2 separate regions of the Homo sapiens genome follow, and region 2 is linked to region 1. The links are chromatin loops, found by intact Hi-C in ENCODE. Cell type or tissue: dorsolateral prefrontal cortex. All regions are shown on one strand. Each heading gives the region's core, and the rest is flanking DNA. Links, peaks and the distances in the headings are about the cores only. Region 1 has its middle 85 kb from the start of MIR1587. Region 2 has its middle 28 kb from the start of MIR3937.

What was found. A loop is a pair of places that touch in the nucleus more often than their neighbours do. Peaks named below come from ENCODE experiments on the same cell type or tissue, not always from the same donor. Only the 100,000 strongest peaks of a DNase experiment are listed, where the experiment ranks them.
Region 2: it touches region 1 in a loop (1.9-fold over the local background); 1 of 110 quality-filtered maps calls a loop at or near these places.

Annotation. Positions count from the first base shown.
Region 1 is chrX:39,748,563-39,756,287 of GRCh38, forward strand. No RefSeq gene overlaps it. Among named protein-coding and RNA genes, the nearest start is that of MIR1587, 85 kb to the right of the region's middle. RefSeq lists enhancers at 4,084-5,283, 6,129-7,078. In dorsolateral prefrontal cortex, for the core only: no CTCF peak of the experiment used is centred there; a DNase peak (open chromatin) is centred at 4,450; H3K27me3 peaks cover 1,691 bases.
Region 2 is chrX:39,685,059-39,692,783 of GRCh38, forward strand. No RefSeq gene overlaps it. Among named protein-coding and RNA genes, the nearest start is that of MIR3937, 28 kb to the left of the region's middle. In dorsolateral prefrontal cortex, for the core only: no CTCF peak of the experiment used is centred there; DNase peaks (open chromatin) are centred at 2,566, 3,540, 3,913 and 4,837; H3K4me3 peaks cover 1,755 bases; H3K27ac peaks cover 2,317 bases; H3K27me3 peaks cover 4,000 bases.

The sequences.
Region 1 (7,725 bases), core at 2,086-6,085:
GAGAATATCATGTGGACATTAGAGTCACATGGCCACAAGCCAAGGAACTACCAGAAGCTAAGAGAGAGTCCTGGAACAGATCCTTCCCTCGAATCTTCTGAGGGAGCGTGGCCCAGGTGACCCCTTGACGTTAGGCCTCCTTAGACTTTTGGCCTCCAGAAGTATAAGACGATACATTTCTGTTGTTCAAGCCACCCAGTCTGTGGTACTTTGGTACAGCACCCCTGGAAAACTAATCCAGTCTCTTGTATAAATATCCAGGTCATTATAGTATACGGAGGCACAATTCACCTATTAAGGACCATGGAGCCAAAGTCATACCGTTTAGGTAGAGATCAGGTCTTCTCTAAATTGTAAAGTCCCAGCCAGGCGTGGTGGCTCATGCCTTTAATCCCAGCACCTTGGAAGGCTGAGGTGGAAGGATCGTCTGGAGGCCAGGAGTTCAAGACCATCCTGGGCAACATAGCAAGATCCCCGTCTCTACAAAAAAAAAAAATTATTTAAAATTAGCCAAACATGGTGGTGCATGCCTGTGGTCTTAGCTACTGGGGAAGTGAGGCAAGAGGATCACTTGAGCCTAGGAACTTGAGGCTGCAGTGAGCCATGATCGTGCCACTGCACTCCAGCCGTGTGACAGAGTGAGACCCTGTCTCATATACACATATATAATAAAGTCCTATTGAGTGTCCTCAGACACAGAGCTAGCTGAGCAGGCCAGCTGGGTAGCTGCCCAAGGCACCAGCCTGTTAGAGGGTCCAAAATACCACTGGAATAAATAGAAATACCCATGCTGGTTGACGCAAGTTTCCACAAGCTCCTACCAAAGTAAACAGCAGCCTTATATGGAAATTTTAAAAACACCCGTGGCTGGCACTGACCCCTCTCTTTGGGTAGTTTTGTAATACACACGTATAGCTGCCATCAGCTAAAATTCTGAAATAAGTAAAGCATGGTGTAGCTTTCTTATTTACTACACACAAGGATTCATTATATTAAATAATTTGTAAACTCTTCAACATAACCCCGCCCAGTTGTCCTCCTTGAGAAATTGCCAAAGAAAACTGATGTGAGGGAAAGAACTACAAAAAGGGTAAGATGTTTTGCTGTTGTTTTAGACCATTAATTTTTCTCTAGCCAGGGTAGGTAAATTAGTAAGTAAATCTGTCCACACATAAAATTTTTTAATTAATAAGTTTGGCATAGTCTGCTTCTTGACCCACAGCATCTTTTCTCTCTTTTCTCCATGCTGAGAGAATGAGCAATTTTAGCGGGACACATGGCCATCCAGAATAAAGACTACGTTTCCCAGCCTCCCACTGCTAGGAGTGACCATATGGAGAAGTTCTGGCCAATGAAATACAATCAGAAGTATCACGTGATAGGCCTGGGAACTTTCCTTACAAAATAGCTGCGGGCACCCTCTGCTTCTACTTCTTGATCTTTTCCTCCTTTCTGCTGGCCACAGCATGGATATACTGACTGCAGCTACAGTAGTTGTCTTTGACCATAAGGTGACCTGGAGACGAGGCCATGCATGGCAGAGCAGCACAATAAAGGGAGCCTGGGTCCCCATGGACTTCATAAGCAGAATAGCCATGTCAGCCATGGACTGCCACCTCCAGACTGCTATGCAAGAGAGGAATACACTGCAGCCTTCTTTTAGATCTCTTTGTCACTTGCAGCCAAATGCTGTTCTGATAGGAAATCTGGTTTTGCCTGTATGAAGGGGCACCAAATCATTCCTCTGCCCAGAGGACTGCCTCTTCTTGGTCTGGCCTTGATCCAGGAAAGGATGGCTCTCTCTCCTGCTCTGGCTTCCATAAAGGCACCACTGGGTGGTAGGTGACACGACGGTGACCTTGTAAAGACGGAGACAGGGCTTTGGAAAGGGAAGAGTCCCAAGCCTCAAGTCTTGCATGAATGGGAAGGAAGCAGTGAGCCACTGCGGTAGATTTTGAAATGTGGCTGCAAATTCTTTGACATTTTTCTTTCCCATTAAGAGCTGGAGTCTAAATCCCTTCTCCTTGAACATAGGCCAGCCTTAGTGACTGGCTTCTAATGAATAAAATATGGTGGAAGTGATCCTGGGTGACTTCCAAGGCTAGGTCAGAAGAGATGCAGTGGCTTCCGCCTGGCTCTCTCTCGGGACACTTACTCTTGGAACCCATCTGCCATAGTGTGAGGAAGCCAAGCAACCACTTGGAGAGGCCACATATAGGTGTTCTGATCCACAAGTCCAGTTAACATACTAGCCGACAGCCAGCATCAACCACCGGACATGGTAGTGAGCACGCCTTCAGATAATCCAGGCCGCAGCTTCCAACCACCCCAGCTGCCACCAAGTAGAGCAGAGAAGACCCGTCCCTGCTAAGTCCTGCCCAAAGTGTACACTCGTGAGCAAAATTAATGTCACTATTTTAAGTCACTAAGTTTTGCAATGGTTTGTTATATAGCAAAAGATCATTGCAACAGCTGCCTGCTCTGCCCACATCCTTTATGCTAGCATATGTAGGTCCCCCAGCTACCACAAAGCCCTCTAGAAAGTTCCAACCTCATTTCTGTGGGTTCCTGAGAAAAAGGCAGGGATCTTGGGCCACACCTGGGCTGGGAGGGCTAAAGGGGGCACAGGTTGGCGGAATCAAGTGTCCAAAGTGGGATAGGTCACGGCAGAGGGAGCCAGCTGCCCATCCCTGCCTAGCAATTCTAACCAGAGAGCATGTGCATGTTGGTGTATACACACATGCACAAACACACACACGCACACATACACACACACACACACAAACACACACGAAGATGAACCTCAGAACAGAATCCCAGCACCCCAGGGTCCATGTGCAGCACTACTCACTCGCTATCTTGCCACCTAAAGATTCTCTCGGTAGGGCCCACCTGAGAGGAGCCAATTTCATTCCATGAAAGTGGACATTACATAGGTGGATCTTGACATGTCCAGGAGGATTTCTCTTTTTTTTTTTTCTTTTTTGGTTGAGACGAGGTCTCACTCTGTCGCCCAGGCTGGAGTGCAGTGGCGTGATCTTGGCTCACTGCAACCTCTGCCTCCCGGGTTCAAGTGATTCTCCCGCTTCAACTTCCTGAGTAGCTGGGAGTACAGGCGTGCACCCACCACACCCAGCTAATTTTTGTGTTTTTAATAGAGACAGGGTTTCACCATGTTGTCCAGGCTGGTCCCGAGCTCCTGGTCTCAAGTGATCCACCTGCCTCGGCATCCCAAAGTGCTGGGATTACAGGCATGAGCCACCATGCCCGGCCAGGAGGATTTCTCAAAATGAAGCCTAAGGTCCAGTAGCATTAAGAGAGGGAGAAGACACCTCCTGGGGGACCTAACTGCTAGGAGAATCTCTGTGGTTTTCTGCCAAGAATCAAAGCTCTCTCCCTGTTGTGAACTGAAGTGTGTCCCCCAAAAATGTATACGTTGAAGCCTGAACTCCCAGTGCATTTGGAGACAGGGCCTTTAAGGAGGTAATTGAGGTGAAATGAGGTCATGAGAGTAAGGCCCTAATCCAAAAGGACTGGTATCCTTATATGAAGAGGAAGAGACACTAGAGAACTTATCCTACCCTTTCTTTGTACTTGCACATAGGAAAGGCCATGTGAGGAAACAGAGAGAAGGTGGCCACCTGCAAGCCAAGGAACGAGGCCTCACCAGAAACCAACCCTGCTGGCACCTTCATCTTGGACTTCCAGCCTCCAGAACTGTGAGACAATAAATTACTGTTGTGCCAGGCACGGTGGCTCACGCCTGTAATCCCAGCACTTTGGGAGGCAGAGGCGGGCGGATCATGAGGTCAGGAGATTGAGACCATCCTTGCTAACACAGTGAAACCCCGCCTCTACTAAAAATACAAAAAATTAGCCGGGCGTGGTGGCAGGCACCTGTAGTCCCAGCTACTGGGGAGGCTGGGGCAGGAGAATGGCGTGAACCCAGGAGGCGGAGCTTGAAGTGAGCTGAGATTGCGCCACTGCACTCCAGCCTGGGTGACAGAGCAAGACTCAGTCTCAAAAAAAAAAAAAAAAAAATTACTGTTGTTTAAGCCACCCAGTCTGCCATTTTTTGTTATAGCAACCAGAGCTGACTAACACATTCCCTGAAAGAAACAAAGACAGAAGGACTGGGGGAGAAAGAAGACCCCAGGCCATCTTCACTTCATGGTCAGTGACACAGGGCAGAAGGATGGGAGATGAAAGGAGGGAGGGAGGAAGGAAGGGAAGAAAGAAAGGAGGAAGGAAGATATCGTGGGAAGGATCCGTACTTTAGGGCTCAAAGGCACCTTCACTTTCCTACCCCATCTCATCATTACTTCTTGTTTCCTCCATCTCCCCTTAATAGAGTCATGCAGGAAGCCCTTAGCTACTCTGCTGCCATCTGCCCTGTTTGAGTACAAGCCCAGCAGAGCTGCACTGCAGCCAACATAGACAATCTGGCAGGACTCCAAGACTTCCGGGTTAGGATCCCAGCTTGCAACGCGTTACTGAGCAATCCTTCATCTTGCATTCATTCAGCAAATTTTTGATCAATATTCATTCCGCAACTGTGGACCTAGTCGCAGCACTGAGCGAGGTACATGGGGTCCCTGCTTTCTTCTTCTGCGGGAGATGGACAAAGAACAAATAAATGTACAAATGTCAATTGGTAGAAAGTCCTATGCTAAGAACCAAACCAGGGTGCTGTGGTGGAGTGCCTGGGGAGCTCCCTCTGGTGAAATGTAAGCTGAGATTGGGAGGACACAAAGAAGCCAGCATGTGATTATTGGAGGAAGAGCATTCAAGGCCAAGAGAAGAGCTAGTACAAAGGCCCTGAGGCTGGAATGAGAGAGGTATGTTCTAGAAAGAGCAGGAAGGCCAATGTGCCTGGAGTTCCCCAACCGGGTGGGAGGAGGGGGAGTGAAGAATGTGATAGGAGATGACATCACAGAGCTCAGCAGGTGCCAGATCACATAGGGCTGGGCACACCAAGATAAGGAGTTAGGATTTCAGCTGGGGTTAGGAAAGGAGGTGACGTCATCAGATTGCCATTTAAAAAAAAAATTGCTCTAGCCATAAGATACTATTAGTTTTAAAGGGAAAAATAATAACATAGTGAAGAGAGCAGGCCAACACCACCTTAGCCAAGTGATCAATGTTAACATTACCGGTAATGGAACAAATGGGCATCACGTGCCTCCTGATACGATGCATGGAGGACACCCATCACTTGAGTGGCATTCCTGCGAAACATGCAGTATCTGAATCTGATCACGAGAGACATCAGACAAAGCCCAACTAAGGGTCAGTCTATGAAATCGCCAGCCCTTATTCTTCAGAAGTGTTCATGTCATGAAAGACAAGGATAGACTAAGGGACTATGCTGGATTATAGGACACACAACAACAGATTACACAACAGGCACACAACAACAGATTACAGTGTGCAATTCTGAATTGGATCCTGAACCAGAGAAATATTTCTTTTCTTTTGTTTTGAAGGACATTAGTGGAGCAACTGACAGGATTTGAATAAGATCTGGGGATCAGGTAACATCTGTGTAAATATCTGTGTATATTTCCCAATTTTGATAAACCGTACTGTGGTTATTTAAGAGAACATCCTTGTTGTTTTTGTTTTTAGGAAATGCACCCTGAAATATTTCAGGGTTCAAGGAGCATCATGTCTAAAATTTAATCTCAAAAGCTTCAGGGAAAACAGAAATGTGTGTGTGTGGAGAAAGCACACAAAAATTGGTAAAAATGTTAACATTGGGGGAATCTGAGGAAAGTAGATTCAGGAAGTCTTGGCACTCCTTTTGCAAGTTTTCAAGTCTGTAATTATTTCAAAATCAAAAGTTTACAAAATAAAAATTAAGGCTGGGCACAGTGGCTCATGCCTGTAATCCCAGCACTTTGGGAGGCCGAGGCAGGTGGATCACCTGAGGTTAGGAGTTCAAGACCAGCCTGGCCAACATGGTGAAACCCCATCTCTACTAAAAATATAAAAAATTAGCCAGGTGTGGTGGTGGGTGCCTGTAATCCCAGCTACTCAAAAGGCTGAGGCAGGAGAATCTCTTGAACCCAGAAGGCAGAGGTTACAGTGACCCAAGATCATGCCACTACACTCCAGCCTGCGCTACCGAGTGAGACACCATCTCAAAATAAATAAATAAATAAATAAAAATAAAGTCCACTCTGGCTGCCGGGTGGAGCATAAATATTGGGGGAGGGGCAGCATCAGGAGAGGTAGGACCAAGGATGGCCTAGGGTGCCGTGCTAGGAGGAGACAGGGCCAAGGCCTTAGAGTGTACAGAAATCAGGACCAACAGGCTTTCCATCTTAGGAAAGCCACTCTGTCCCCCACCATGCTGCTAACAACGGACCCAGCCAGTGCCCACCAAATGGCTCCTGCAGCCTTCCTTTGCAGCCACACTGAAAAGCGATCAAATGTGAAATCCCAGGGAGGCCAGAGCAATGCGGCCAGCACTCAGCTCCGGGAGGCTGGTCAGGGAAGGGAGAGATTGGCTGCAGCCCCTGCTGCCCTGTCACCTGTATCCACGAGTGTCCCCCACTGTCTGTTGCCCCCTTGGCCGGCCTCAGCCCCTCAGGAAATAAGACTCTCCAGGCCCCAGCAGGCCTTTTGACCCAAGCCGGGGCAGCCGGGGCTCAGTTCTGAAAGAATAAAGGAACAGGCTTTCTCAGGGGGCTGCCCCTCCTCGGCCTGGTGCAGGGGACACGTGGCACAGCCAGCAAGGCTGTCTAAACAAGCAGGGGTTGAGCTGCACACCAGGCGCCACGCTCATTAAACTGGGGGCCAGCCGCAGGGCTAATCAGCCAAGCGCCTCCAGACACCGTAGTCTTGCAGGTGGATGGTGCCCCTCTGGCCTGCACACGTCTCAGTGGAGGCCGGGTAGTCTCAGGATCCCGGACAAACGAGCCAGAAAAGCCTCCTTCTCCCACCCTACTCCATCATGCGCAGAAACCAACAGTACTGTGGGGGAAGGACAGAGGGAGGTTTACACTCCCCACACGATCGCCTTTGGGAAGGGAACTCTGATGGACTCCCTCCCCTGCTAGGCAGTTCACCATCAGACACCCACAGCCTGCTTTGCTGGATTAGAGGCAGCAAAAAAAGGAGGCCAAAATGTAGTCATGCTGATAGATTGCTATCAGCAGGCCCATAGGAGAGCCTGTTCCTTTATTCTTCTGAACTCTTTCATGGAGACGCCGCCGGCTCAGGCATGGTGACTCAGACGCTCCAGAATTCGGAGCAGCCAGGACCATGGGTCTGGGTGGGGACGTCAGCCTGTGTGTCAGGCCCAGCCCTGGCACCCAGCCAGCTGGGAGGCTGGGAGGCTGGAGGTTTGCAGGCTCATAAAAAGAAATCGCTTGTTCCTCTGCCAGACAAGAATGAGCCAGGTCCGGCGGAGAGAGAAGAAAAGCACTGCTGCTGTGGGATATTCATGCCCAAGATAGTGTCCTTCTGCAGCTCTGGAGGCTGACAAAGATCTGCTTCTTCGGAGCAGGCAGCAGCCACATCAGGGAAGAACTGCACCTCTGACCCACTTGCCGGTGACCCAGTTGCAGGAGAGGAAACTGGGGCGCCAGGAGATGGGATGACTTAGCCCCAGGTCCCCCACGAATGCCTGCCCCCCGACTTCCCTATGGCAGGGTGGACACTGGGAAATCTGAGGACACAAAGAAATGATAACCCATGCCTTCCAAGTTAGTCCGGCCC
Region 2 (7,725 bases), core at 2,131-6,130, 63 kb before region 1:
CATCATCAACATTAAAATGCCACAAGTCACTCAGTGCCTTCCCATCAAGCTAAAGCAATAAACAAGGAATTGTACAGCACCAAAACAAGATGTTCAATAAAGAAAATGCATGAATCTGTGACATGGAAAGAGCCACTTTCTTGTTTTGGTTTGTTTGGGGCTCCAAATAAATTAACCCAGTTTCCAAATTTTCAATTTCCAAATTAACTCAACTTCCCAGGGACCTTTCTGATAAGCAACGTTTCTAATAAATAAGTCCTGATGTAAGGCAGTCCTGTTATCCATCTAGAATTTCCCCACAAGCACCACAAAAGTATCATTCTATTTATTTTCTTGAGATACATACTCAAGAAGAAACGTGGATGGCCCCATATGTGAGGTGTACTTAGAATTCAGTGCCTCTCACCTGAATGTTTCAAGATGGGTCCTCAGAAAGCTGTTTTAAGTCTTTCTTCTCCCCACCTCTTTCTTCTCCCCACCGGTCTCCCTTGGGTTGGCTCCACTGATTTTCCCCAAGTTCCCAAGAACAGAAGCAAAAAGCTTAAGGGAACAATTAATGAAGCAGCTGCACGTCTTGACCTGGGGACATACAGCACGACTGCAGCCACCTTGGTGACAAAGGTAGCATTTGCATCTTATGGGCCAGGAACAAAGAAAGAAAAGAAGTAACAAGGGATACTGAATGAGCAATTACCTTGTTTCAACACAGTTTTAAATGTAGATGCATTACCTTATTTAATCCTCACAACAATATTAGGAAGTTGGTACTTTTATTATCTTCATTATATGGATGAGAAAACAGGTTCTGAGAAGTTCAGCAATTGACCCAAGGGGACACAGCTAGGAAGTGGGGGTGTGGGGTGCGGGGGTTTCAACCTAGGAACAATTCAGGACAGGCTCTAGGAGCTAAGCCCCCTAACCCATCAGATGCTCCAGGCCCTCTAAGAACCCTAGAGTGGCAGAGGGCATTCTGAGCTGACTTCTGAAAAGGGTGTATTCTTGCCGGGCATGGTGACTTATGCCTATAATCCCAGCTACTGGGGAGGCTGAGACAGGAGGATCGCTTGAGCCCAGGAGTTTGAATCCAGCCTGGGCAACATAGCAAACCTCGTCAAGAAACAAAGAAAAAAAAGAAGGAAGGAGGGAGGGAGAGAGGAAAGAAGGGAGGCAGGGAGGGAGGAAGGGAGGCAATGAGGAAGGAAAAGGGAAGGAAGGAAAGAAGGAAGGAAGGAAGGAAGGAAGGAAGGAAGGAAGGAAGGAAGGAAGGAAGGAAAGTATACATTCTGGGCCTGAACTGACCATGTGGCTTTGCCTGCTCCAACAGGACATTCTCTGAAGGAGGATGGGGCCAGCTTCATGTTCCCCAGCTCAGGAACCTTCAGCAGTGATGAGTCGAGGGTCCCTCTGCCTCCCTTTTGCAGTCTAGGCATGTGGGAAGGTGTCGAGAGCCACCTGCTGCTCTCAACACAGCCAAAGCTGGCCATGACCAAACCCTGGAAAGGGGTGTGGAAGCTGCTTCAGATTCACCAAAGCACCTAGGCTAGGGTGCTGAGGACCAGGTTGGCCTATTCTGTACCGTTGTGACACTCCAACCTCAGACCTGAAGTTCCCCATTCCCCCCCTCCACAAAGCCCCTCCCAGTCAGACGGCAGCATCCATGTCTTCCAGCTGGGCAGGCCGGTGAGGGCAGGTGGGTATACCGCCCCTCCCTCTTGGCACCCACTCTTCCCTGGCTGCCTCATCCCCAAGGCACAAGATTTACAAAGACTAAGATGTAAAGAACAATTGAAAACAGGACCATAAGGGAGGCCAAAGATTAATACACAAACAATGGAATCATGGGAGAGATATTTGGAGCCTCCGTGGAAGGAATATTTGAGGGTGAGGTCTCTCAAGTTCACCAATAGATCACCAATTGGCCATTGAATACTTTTGGTAAAAACCAGGTCCAGGGACAGCCTGTCATCCCCACTGACCCATCAGGAGGGAAGTAGACTGAGACGGGGGTCCTGAAGCTCCCCTGCTGTACCTGCTGTTAACCTTTTCATTGTTGGATGGAGGGGCAGGCGGAGGGGGCAGTGGGGGCAGAGCGGCAGGGCCTGGGAGAGGGGTACTTGGGGAGTTGAGGCTGTTTACCAAGGAGCACAGCGGATTTTGATATTTTAACAGCTGCTACGGCCTGGCTTGAGCAGGCCAGCTTGAGTATGACCCAGGACAGGGTCTCCTGGTGGCTGGGAACCCCCAGGTACACATGACTGCTCTGTAAGGCAGGTTCTCCCAGGCCCCCAGAAAGGAGTCCTCATGAAAGAGGGCCCCTTCTCAAGCACACACACTCTCTGCCACTACCACTGCAGATGCATGGCGTCCTGTAGGGCTAGCTCATGGAGATATCATCCCCACAGGGAGGACAGAATGATTTGCACTGAGCCTGAGCCTCTCAGGCTTGCTCTCTCTCTCTCTCTCTCTCTCTCTCTCTCTCTCTCTCTGGCCCAATGCCTGGTCTTTGAGGCTGCCTTTGTGAGAAAGAGGAGGCCAAGGCCCCCACTGGCTATTCTCTGTGCAGAGCTAAGTAGCCTGGGGGGCTGGGAGGAAGCCCTTGACCTCAGGGGCCCTAAACTGCGGCTGACAGCAGGCAGCAAGGGGGGGCCCTTGGGAATGGCGCTTTATTGAGGAACATTTGTCTTCATTTGGGGCAGTCTACATCTCATCCCACAGGCGTGCCCTGAGGCCCGAGTCTCCCTGACCCCTACCCTGACTGTCTCTGCACTGCAACCCCTGTCCCCTGCACTGGATTGAAGGGGAAGTTGTCTCTTAAAGCTCCTTGGAGCCAAGGTGACAGACGTCAGGGAAGAATAACAGGAAATTCCCTCACACCCTAGAATGCTCCCAGACCCTGCCCAGGAAAAGAGGCTTAAGATAGGGATGGGCACCTCACAGACTCAGCCCCAAAGACCTGGGTCCTCCCTGGCTAAGTGATTCTGCTAATTCCCACTCAAATTCAGCATAATAGTCATAGGTTTGGATAATGAAAAAATATGTACCTATGGTTTTCAGTATGCAAACTAAAGAATTAAATCTCCTCAAAATAATTGTGGTTGGTCAGGAGGCCCCCAGACACTGTCTTCTCTCTCATAGAAAGAGACTCTGGTGGAAAGGACTCTGCGAAGGGGCTTTAGAACCTGAAAATATCAGAGTGCAAGATTGTGGTGTGTTTTTCTTTTCCTGAAAAAGTCAGGATATTTAAAATGTTAGAAGACCACGAACTATGCCCTAGATGCTGCCACAAATCTGAGGAGCTGTTAATAAATCATCTCACCTCTCTGTGCCTCATTTTCCAATTTTTAAAAAATTGCCTAATCATCAAAGAGGCCCGGAAGCTAGGCTACCAAGGCGCGACGCTGTTTACACCCCAGACCCAGGTTCTCAGCTCGGCTTTGCTTGGGAAAGGCTCGGAACCTGTCTGGGCCTGGGGGTTTAGCACAGAAGGCTTTGGTTAGCTGCACTGTGCTGAGCGCAGCTCTGCAGCGAGGTTTAGGGAGCTGCGGTGCGTTAGGCACAAGGCACGTGGCGCGCCTCGCTCCAGCACTTTGCAAACGCACAGCAGCGCAGGGCCAGAGCGGCTGGCCCCCAGGGGTGGGGGCGACCAGGGACAGGAGGTCCCATATGGTGTCGTCGCGTTAAAAACGTAGGTCCTAAGGGGCGAGCCGCGTCCGACCTCCGCGCCCCTGCCCGACGCGGCGCCTCGCTCGCCGGCCCCGCTCGCTGGATTCATTTCCATCTGGAGCGCGGCGCGTCCCAACCGCCCTTATCTCGCCGCCGCCGCGGCTCTGCAGGCGCGGGCGCCCCGGGCTCCCTCCCTTCCTCTCCCCTCCCCCGCCCGCGCCTTTGTCTGGCCCGGCGGCGCGCTCGGAGCCAGCAGGGCGGGTAATTGGCGGCCGGAGGAGGCGAACGGCCCGGCCCGGCCTCCGCTAATGAGCGGGCGGAGCCGCGGGGAGGGCGCGGCAGGGCTCCGGCGCGGAGCCGGGGAGGGAGCTTCCGTGGCCGCGCGGACCCCGGGATGGCTCTCCGAGTCCCGGCCGCCCCCTCCCGGGCTGTGGCGGGGACCGGCGCCCTGAGGGGCATCCCTTCCTCCTCCCCTCTCCCTCCCCTATCCCGTCCCCGGCGCGCTCCAATTACCCTGCGGCCGTGCCAAGGCCTGCGGCTGCCCCCGGGCCGCCCCCGCGTCCCCGGAGAAATGCCAGGGACAGAACGCGCGGGCAGGAGGGCAGAAGGAGGCGGCTCCCTGGGGGCTTCGCTGCGCTGCAGGGGACCCAGGCGACCCTGGGGCACGGCCACCGTTGTTGTGGTGGGGGGGCACCCCCGGGGTCCGATGCCAGAGAGCTCTCTTAGGGAAGCCCTCAGGCAGCTGCGAAACCTGCTCCAGCATAGATGGTGATAAAACCCACCCTGGTTTCTAAATTAATTATACTCAATCCGCCTCGCTCTGCCGGCCCCGAGCTACACTTGTGTATCGAAGGGCGCGGTAGCCCCTCGGTGGGGGTGGAGGGGATGCTCTGTTGTTGGCTCCGAGAAACCCCCTTTCCAGGACTGTGTGCGGGAAGTGACAGAGGCCAGCGGAGCTTTAAGGAAAATAGGGGCAGGAATAGGGGACAGAGGGAAGCCTTTCTCCAGCCAGTACCCCCGTCGACTCCCCCTCCTGGAAGCCCGCCCTGCTGCCATCACTGGCCCGAGGACCCCGGCTCCAGGAGCGGGTCCCGCTTCCTGCGGTGCAGTACTCAATTGTCAGGATTTCTACAACAAACTGGCCCTTGTGCCTCCATGCTCAACTTTCGCTTATCTCCATTGAGCCCGGCTCCGTCTCCATTCCCGCCGGTGCTTTGTTCCCTAGCTGCGTTCTGGGTTCTTGAAGTCACTAATGCTTAGCATTAACAGGATCCTTCGTGGCCGCCCTTTCAATCGTGGCTTCTCAGACTTGGGAGCTGAGGTTCTGCCTGTGGAAGGAAGGGCCCACACCTCAGGGACTTGGGGGTCCATGGGGGAGCCCCACACTGGCCCCAGCACAGCCTTAGGGTATCACAAGCAGCCTAGGACAGCCCCAGAGAGGGAGTGTCCCAGTGGCTTCCAGGGTCACTTGACTTAATAGGGACTACCACATCTTAAGGGAAAAAAGGTCATTTTTCTTTCAAAGAGTCCCCAGCTAGAACCTTTCCCTTTCCTGCCCAGCTCCCACCACAGTGGCCACCTGGGAGCAGCCCACCCACAGAGAGCTTTTCCCCCTTTTTATTTACTTTTTTATTGAGGTATATACTTACATATTAAGTGTAACTGCACATATTAAGTGCACTGCTTGATTCATTTGCGCATATGTATATATCTGCATCATCATCACCCAGGTTAAATATGGAACATTGCCAGCAGCCCAAAAGGTTTCTGCGTATCTCAATCAGTCAACATCTCCCAACTCTTCTGATCTCCGTCACCATAAATCAGTTTTGCCTATTTTTATAAACGAAATGATGCAGCCTGCGCTCGTCGGTGTTTGGCTTCTTTCACTCAATGTCAGTTGCATCCATGCTATTGCATAAAACAGTAGTTCATCCTTTTTAATTACCGAGTGGTATTCCATTGTAGAATTATACGGCAATTTATGTATCCACTTGACTTTTGATGGACATCTGGATTGCCTCCAACTTGGGGCTGTTATGAATGAAGTGGTTATGAGCGTTGTTCTTTATTATATGTCTTTTGGTGGATACAAGGGCCTATTCTTGTTGGGTATACACACCCAGGAGTGGAATCGCTAGGTCATAAGGTAGGTATATGTTTAACTTTATTGCCAAAGAGTTTTCCAAAGTAGTTGTACCCAGTTAGCCTTTAAAGCTGCAATCAGGGCATAAGTGCTATTCAGAGAAATAAATTGCAGGCATAGCATAATAATGACGGCAGACATATGTTGAGCACTTAGAATGTGCTAGGCACTGGTCTAAAGGATTTGCATGTAATTAACACTTACGTGCGTTTCTATGCAAACTTTCTCACAGTGCCTAGTTTTGTCTTAGAATGTGCACAAGATCTCAGGGGCTGATCAGCACTGATCTTTGTATTGCCTGCCCCAATTAGGACCCATATACAATACTCTGTTGAATGAATCGGCTCCATTTTACAGATGAGAAAACCAAGGCACAGGAAAGTGGTGACTTGCTGGAGATTTGGGGGCTAGTAATGGGCAGGGCCAAGTCTGCAACTCAGGTCTCCAGGCTCATGACATTGCTGGCATTCTTATTAATGTAAGCCTGACTCCACTTGAAGCCTCCTTTGATTTCTTCCCTCTTATACCCCCGGTTGGCACTCTCAGCACTCCAGAGCTCCAATCTTTTGAGGCCCTTGGCTTTCATTATCTCTTCTTGTGTAATAAACCATCCGAAGACTTAATGACTTAAAACAATTCTTATTATCTCTTGGGTTCTGTGAATTTAGTGGACTCAGCTGGATGGTTCTTACTTGGGGTCTCTCAGGCAGCTGCAGCTGCAGTCATCTGCAGGCTGGACTGGGCTGGGTGTCCAAGACGGTGCATGCACGTGGCTGGTGGATGATTCTGGCTGTTGACCGGTAGCTCAGCTGGGGCTGAAAACTGGAGCACCTTCATGTGGCTTGGGCTTCTCACAGCATGGTGGTGGATTCTGAGAGGATGTGTCCCTGTCCCAAAATCAAGAGTTTCGAGAGGCAGGAAGAGGAAGCCACCAGGCCAATTAAGGGCTACACCAGGAACAAGTATAGATTCATTTCCATCATACTCCATTGGTCAAAAGAGTCACAGGGCCTCACCAGATTCAAAGGAGTGAAGACAGACTTGATGGATGAGTGGCAGGTCACATTGCAGAAGACCATGTGAGAAGGCAGCTATATTTATAGCCATCTTTGTAAAGTATACACCTTCCTTGCCCACATTTCTTGCTCCCAGTTGTAGGTCCAAGAGGGCCAAAAACATCCCTCCACGTCTTCGGTTTTTGAAGACACAGGGTTCCAAGGATTCCTTCCATTTCAGATCAAAACCACCACACTGAGTCTTCTCAACATGAGACCCTTGGCATGCCCCAACTGGACTCACCCTGTACTGTGTCCTGAGCCAGCTCACCATTCCTCCCTGGGTCCCTCCCCACACACATCAGTTCCTCTTCAAGCTCTGGTCACTGTCACCACTCTAGGATGTGAAACCTTAACCTTGCCCATCATGGTCCTCCAGCCCCAGCTGTCACTATCCAAGCCTTCACCCTCTAACAATCATCTCAGATAAATACAGACCCCTCTCAGGGCCCTGAGCAAACTAGGATTTTCCTGTAACTACCTAAGGTGTTTAGGGAGGCAAACCTCTACCCCTACACTGCATTGGAAAGAACAGAGACTTTCTAGTTAGAAGACTTGAGTTTGAATCCTTGTTCTATTGCTAACTGGCTGTGTGGTCGGGCAACAGATCAAACCTCTCCATGACTTGATGCCCACATCTGCAGAATGGACATAATTATTGGACCCACCTCATAGGGCTGTTGTGAGCATTAAAGGCAGTAACCCATAAACATCTGGCATAGTGCAATGGAAAGAATAGACACTCCCAGAACCAAGTCTTCTTTTCCCAGACTCCAAAGCCACTTTTTGAAAGTGAACTTTTTCATATGATTAGTTTTTATATGTGATGAATTTTCGCAAGCAAACCACACAACCCACACC